2 separate regions of the Homo sapiens genome follow, and region 2 is linked to region 1. The links are chromatin loops, found by intact Hi-C in ENCODE. Cell type or tissue: heart right ventricle. All regions are shown on one strand. Each heading gives the region's core, and the rest is flanking DNA. Links, peaks and the distances in the headings are about the cores only. Region 1 overlaps KCNMB2 (potassium calcium-activated channel subfamily M regulatory beta subunit 2). Region 2 has its middle 21 kb from the start of KCNMB2.

Evidence for each region. Peaks named below come from ENCODE experiments on the same cell type or tissue, not always from the same donor. Only the 100,000 strongest peaks of a DNase experiment are listed, where the experiment ranks them.
Region 2: it touches region 1 in a loop (2.5-fold over the local background); 2 of 110 quality-filtered maps call a loop at or near these places.

The regions. Positions count from the first base shown.
Region 1 is chr3:178,674,978-178,677,893 of GRCh38, reverse strand. All of the region lies in intron 1 of KCNMB2 (potassium calcium-activated channel subfamily M regulatory beta subunit 2), which reads right to left. All of the region lies in intron 5 of KCNMB2-AS1 (KCNMB2 antisense RNA 1), which reads left to right. Among named protein-coding and RNA genes, the nearest start is that of KCNMB2, 140 kb to the right of the region's middle. RefSeq lists an enhancer at 560-669. In heart right ventricle, for the core only: no CTCF peak of the experiment used is centred there; a DNase peak (open chromatin) is centred at 1,653; H3K27ac peaks cover 2,500 bases.
Region 2 is chr3:178,513,746-178,516,661 of GRCh38, reverse strand. No RefSeq gene overlaps it. Among named protein-coding and RNA genes, the nearest start is that of KCNMB2, 21 kb to the left of the region's middle. In heart right ventricle, for the core only: no CTCF peak of the experiment used is centred there; no DNase peak of the experiment used is centred there.

The sequences.
Region 1 (2,916 bases), core at 190-2,689:
ATGTGTGCATTAGGACCCCCTTCCTGAATATTCATAGCTCCTCCAATAACCTGTTGAATATGCATACTTGACCAACCTGTTCAGTATAAATTCCTGTCCCATCCTTCTCCCCCTTGAAGGGCTTGCTTGCTTTCTCTGTTAGAGGCTATGCTTCCCAGCCTATCAAAATGATCACCTCTCAGGGTGTAATCCTCATTAAGAAATAAAGCTTGCTCTCTGAATTTGTGAAAACCTCGTGATTTTTGAGTTGACATCTGGTTCTCTTTACATGGTGCACAGACGACAGGCCAGGGGTTTTAGGAGGAGGCTGGGAAGTGAAACACATGTTCCTGGTGGGAAGACAAAACAAATGAGCTGAGGGCAGCAGGGGAAGGTGGCTGGATACTGAGCTTCATCTGGGCCAGCACAGAGGGCTGACGATGAAGAGAGCTGTCTGCGTCAGGTGGGGACTTCCCACGTGCCCAGGCTTATCTGTGTGAGTCCCTCCTCATGTCTTCTTGTCTCTTGTCCTTTACATGACCCATATTCATCATTTCTTTGGTTGTTCACAGTCTAAAATTGTCCTCCATGTACATACCCTCCTTATGGTGTCTGGTGTTTTCGTTAGGAAAAGAGATATAAATATGTAGAGGTTAGGAGGAAATCTCTGAGTCAGGAAGCCCTCTGTCAACTGAGGTCAGCGTGGGGAGTTTGATGTTCCACTCCCAGAGTTGTGGCAAGTGCTTTTGTTTTAGCTGGTTTTACTTATATTAACTGAGGCAAAGTTTACACCATGAGGAAATGAAAGTTGGGCTGAAGAAGACTTTGCTTCAATTGCAGGTGGAGTCATTCTCTCTTTCGCTGTGGTGAGGCGAGCAGGGCCCAGAATAGGGACCACTGGCTCTGGGCTCTGACTGCTGTTTGAGGTTGGCCACTCCTATGGCCTAGGGTGGTCTGTTCACCTTCTCCCAGGCTCCATTTCCTCATCTGACACGGGGATTAGGCCTTCCACACTCTAGTGAGGGCTCAGTGAGGTAATGCAGCAGAAAGCGTTTCGTAACGTTAAAATGCTAAACAAATGGAAGGGTTTGTCTCTCCCTAGTATGGAAAGGTCAGGAATAAGTGAGTGTCAGGCAAAACATGAGAAAGTTGTGTAGCATGCAAGTATATTGACTCTGCTACCTAAAGTCCGTGTGCCAGGCTATAAAGACTACTGTAAGGACATTTGCTGTGAGAGGTTACTTTACCTCCAAGTGGCTTATTTTCTGCCTCTTTATGGATTATCGTTACCTGGGTGACAATAAAAAAACTCAAGCTTAGGGCTCAGTGGCCTTCTTGGGAGGCAGGAGGTGGTAAAATTCAAACCCAGGATGCTCCCTTGTAGAGCCACTAAGGTGTGCTTGGAGAGAATGGTGGAGCTGGAGGAGAAAAATGGCTGAGGAGGATGTGAAGACGGACTTTGGATGTTAGGGGAGAGGAGAGTGGTGAAGGTCCCTCCTGACAGTCCCAGCCCTGCACTGTCCCTCTCCATCTGTGTCAGTATCTCCACATGTCTGTCAGTCAGTTCACCTCTCTGTCTGCCAAGGATTAGACTGTAGCTCTAACCATGGAGTGAAGCCTTTATCATTCGTGCCCACTGAGTTAGTCTTGTCACTCATGCTCTGGTGTGCGTCCAGGCTCTGAGACTGGACTTATGCCCTGGGTGGCCTCCAGTTCTTTACTGGGGCCTTAGCACTGCTATGATGCCAGCCTACTCCCTTTTCCAGGCCTGGGTGCTTTCTCTAAACCCTAGCTTCAGCTTCAGCCTAGTATTAGAGGCGTAACATGGGCTTGGGGTCATAGATACTTGAGTTTGAATACTGACCCTATCTCATACTAGCTGGGAGATTTTAGGCAAGCTGATTAACCTTTCTGAGCCTCAGTATTCTCATCTTCAGAGTGCGGGTAATAAGTATTTTGAACAATTATGAGATAATGTTGATAAAGTATCTAACAGACCCAACACAGAATATGTTGTTTAGAACTGGTTGATATTATTAAGGTTATTGCACAGGGGGAGAAACTTTGGGAAGAAGCATGTTTCTCTCTGTCTGACAGGAGGCCAGAGACTCCTCTAGCCACCGGCTCTAGCATTTTAGATACCAATCCTCATTTTGTAATGATGCTGTCAGCCCTCTAATTTATACTCTGATCTCTATTATGGCTATTCTGTTCTCTTGCCCCTAGAAGTTTCTAGAGAAGAGCAGATAGTTCCACTTTTAGATGTGCATTTCCAAGAAAACATGTGAACATTGATCAAAGATTTTTCATATTTATTGAAGAAAACTTTTTTTTTAATGTCTAAGGAAAAAGTGGTCAGATGCTAACTTGCACTCTTTACTTACCCAGGCTTGCCCTTGATCAGGTTTTGCCCTGAGTCCACCCCGAGCAGGTGTGTCAGCAGTTCTGACACTAACAGAAATCCAGCCCTGCGGGAAAGCTGGCAGTTCATCCCTCTAAACTGAACATCACCTCACTCTCTTGAAATGCCCTCAGAAACACGGTAACTGGTACTTAGCTTGATGCAAGTTAGAGGAATAAGATCCTTTGTTTCAAACCTCATCAAGTTCTGCAAGTCTTGGCTGATGTTTACTATTCAGTAATTTAAATACACCAGGCTTTTCACAAATGCTTATTAAGAGGCTTGTTAGGCTTTTAAATACTGAATAGCTTGTATAATAGGACATGACAAAGGTTGAATTAAAAATGAATCAAAATTATATTTTAAAACTATATTATCTTTCATTCAACATTTACAGACATTTACTGAATCCCTACCATGTGCTGGATATGGTGCTGAGGATTAAAAGCAATAAGACTATTTCTGTCCTTGTGAAGCTTGCCGTCTATTTTAACAATTAGCAGAGGACATAATAGGAAGTGCAGGAGCTGCAATTA
Region 2 (2,916 bases), core at 247-2,746, 160 kb after region 1:
GCCTCAGTTTCCCACTTATAAAATAAGATTGACATTACCCCATTTTCAGAGTTAGTGTCAAAATTAAGTGAATTGCAACATGTAAGGCTCTTAGTACAATTTCAGATATATAGTAAACTCCTGATAAATGGTGACAATGAAGATGATGATGGAGTTGAAGATGCATTTTTTTCAGCAGAGTTCATTCAGACAGGTACATTCCCTGATGCTGGAGATCACAAATCCTTATACGTAAAAATCAACTCTACCTTTTAGGATGGAAAATGTCTAAAGGTTTTCAAGGTGTTGATTTTCAAATGTGTTAAAAAGCTCAAAAGAGACAAAGGCTTCAATATTCAGACTGTCTTCTGGCAGCGTTAGAGAAGGCTCAGTCTATGTAAATCTAGAAGTTGCAATTTGTCATTTATTTTCTGAACCTCCAAATGCATATTTTGGACCTTTATTTTGTTTAAATTCTTGGGTGATAATTAAATCACAGGAGTATCTATGACATATGTGGTTGGGTGATCACCTCTTAATCTCAAATACCCTGTGACTGTTTCTGACAAACATATTTTGAAGACATTTATAAAAGAGAATAAATAGTTCGCAAATATTTTCTCCCATTCTGTAGCATGTCTGTTTACTCTGTTGATAGTTTCTTTTGCCATGTAGAAGCTATTTAGTTTAATTAGGTCTATTTATCAATTTTTGTGTTTGTTGCAATTGCTTTTGAGGACTTAGCCATAAATTATTTGCCAAGGCTGATGTCCAGAATGGTGTTTCCTAGGTTTTCTTCTAGTATTTTATAGTTTGAGGACTTACATTTAAATATTTAATCCATCTTGAGTTAATTTTTGTATATGGTGAAAGGTAGGGGTCCACTAGCATCCAGAATCTCTTAGGAACTTAAACAGTTCAACAAGCAAGAAGTAATCCTTTCAAACAGTGTGCAAAGGACATGAACAGACACTTCTCAAAAGAAGACATACAAGCAGCCAACAAACATATGAAAAAATGTTCAGCATCACTAAACAGTAGAGAAATGCAAATCAAAACCACAATGAGGTATCATCTCACATGAGTTAGAATGGCTATTACTATTATTATTATTATCATTATTTGAGATGGGGCCTCACTCTGTCACCCAGACTGGAGTGCAGTGGTGCGATCATGGCTCACTGCAGCCTCGACCTCAAGTTATCCTCCCACCTCAGGCTCCTGAGTAGCTGGGTCTACAGGAATGTGACACCACGCCCAGCTAATTTCTATTTTTTTGTATTTTTTGTAGAGACAGGGTTTTGCCATGTTGCCCAGGCTGGTCTTGAACTCCTGAACTCAAGTAATCCATCCGTCTCGGCCTCCCAAAATGCTGAGATTATTGGCATGAGCCACTGCACCCAGCTGGCTATTACTTAAACGTCAAAAAATAACAAATGCTGGTGAGGCTGAAGAAGAAAAAAAGGAATGCTTATACACTGTTGGTGGGAATGTAAATTAGTCCAGCCACTGTGGAAAGCAGTTTGGAGATTTTTCAAAGAATGTAAAACAGAACTACCATTTGTCTCAGTGATCCCATTACTGGGTATATATCCAAAGGAAAATAAGTCATTCTACCAAAAAGACATGTGCTTATATGTTCATGGCAGCACTATTCACAATGATGAAGACATGTAATCAACCTAGATGCCCATCAATGGAGGATTGGATAAGAAAATGTGGTACAATATACACCGTGGAATACCACGCAGCTATAAGAGAGAAGAAAATTACATCCTTTGGGCTGGGTGCAGTGGCTCATGCCTGCAATCCTAGCACTTTGGGAGGCCGAGGCAGGCAGATCACTTGAGGTCAGGAGTTTGAGACCAACCTGGCCAACAGGGTGAAACCCTGTCTCAAAAAAAAAATGTCCTCAGCAAATTAATGCGGGAACAGAAAACCAAGTATTGCATGTTCTCACTTATAAGTAGAAGCTAAACATTGGGTACACATGGACATAAAGATGGGAGCAATGGACACTGGAGACTACTAGCAGGGGAAGAGAGACAGGAAGGCAAGAGCTGAAAACTACCTGTTGGGTACTGTGCTCACTATCTGGGTGACAGAGACTGTCATACCCCAAACCTCAGCATCACACTATATAGCCATGTAAGAAATCTGCACATGTACCCTATGAATCTAAAATAAAGATAAACATTTTTTAAAAAGTAAAAAGGGTCAAATTAAAAGATAATTATAATAATATAACTGTGTCGTATTTTAAAAATAAGTAAATGTATAAATGTTAAAGACTAAAAAAAAGAGGATCAGTAGAAAAAAAAAGGTGTTACTATTTTAAGGTAATTAATATTTTGGCTTCCTTGGCAGTAAAAATAGGACTTCACCAGATGGCAGATGTCTTTTTGGTTAGTAATGTCACGCTATATTTTCAAAGAAGAAATGGGGGAGGGAGGGGAGATGCTGTTGAGAACAGCTTTTTCAAATCACACCAAGGCATATAATATGGGGTTTGGGAATGGAGGAGGAAATGAATAAACAAACAAGGTATTTTTATTGCCTAAGAGCATGAACTTAGCTTTCTTGAGAAAATGTGACTTTTTCAGATGAAATTGAACATGTGAGAGCTGTGGAATTCTGTGAGGGTGTGTGTATTAGAAATAGAGCAATGCAGACAATGAAATGCCCAGACGCCTCAGAGCAGGAGTGTTCAGGGTAGTTAGGAGAATGCTTCCCTGAGACAGAAGGGAAAGACAGGACAGGTGGGTCTCCCTTACTCTGAATTCCTCTGCAGTGTTCTTCTCCTTTCATACACATGGATTGATTTAAGACTCTTATAAGCCTCTGGGAAAAGCACTGGGGAAACAAAAGTATCCTCAAAAGTTCACCAGCTGGTAAAGAAAGCAGGATGTAGCCCCCACTTATGGACCAAAGCCAAGG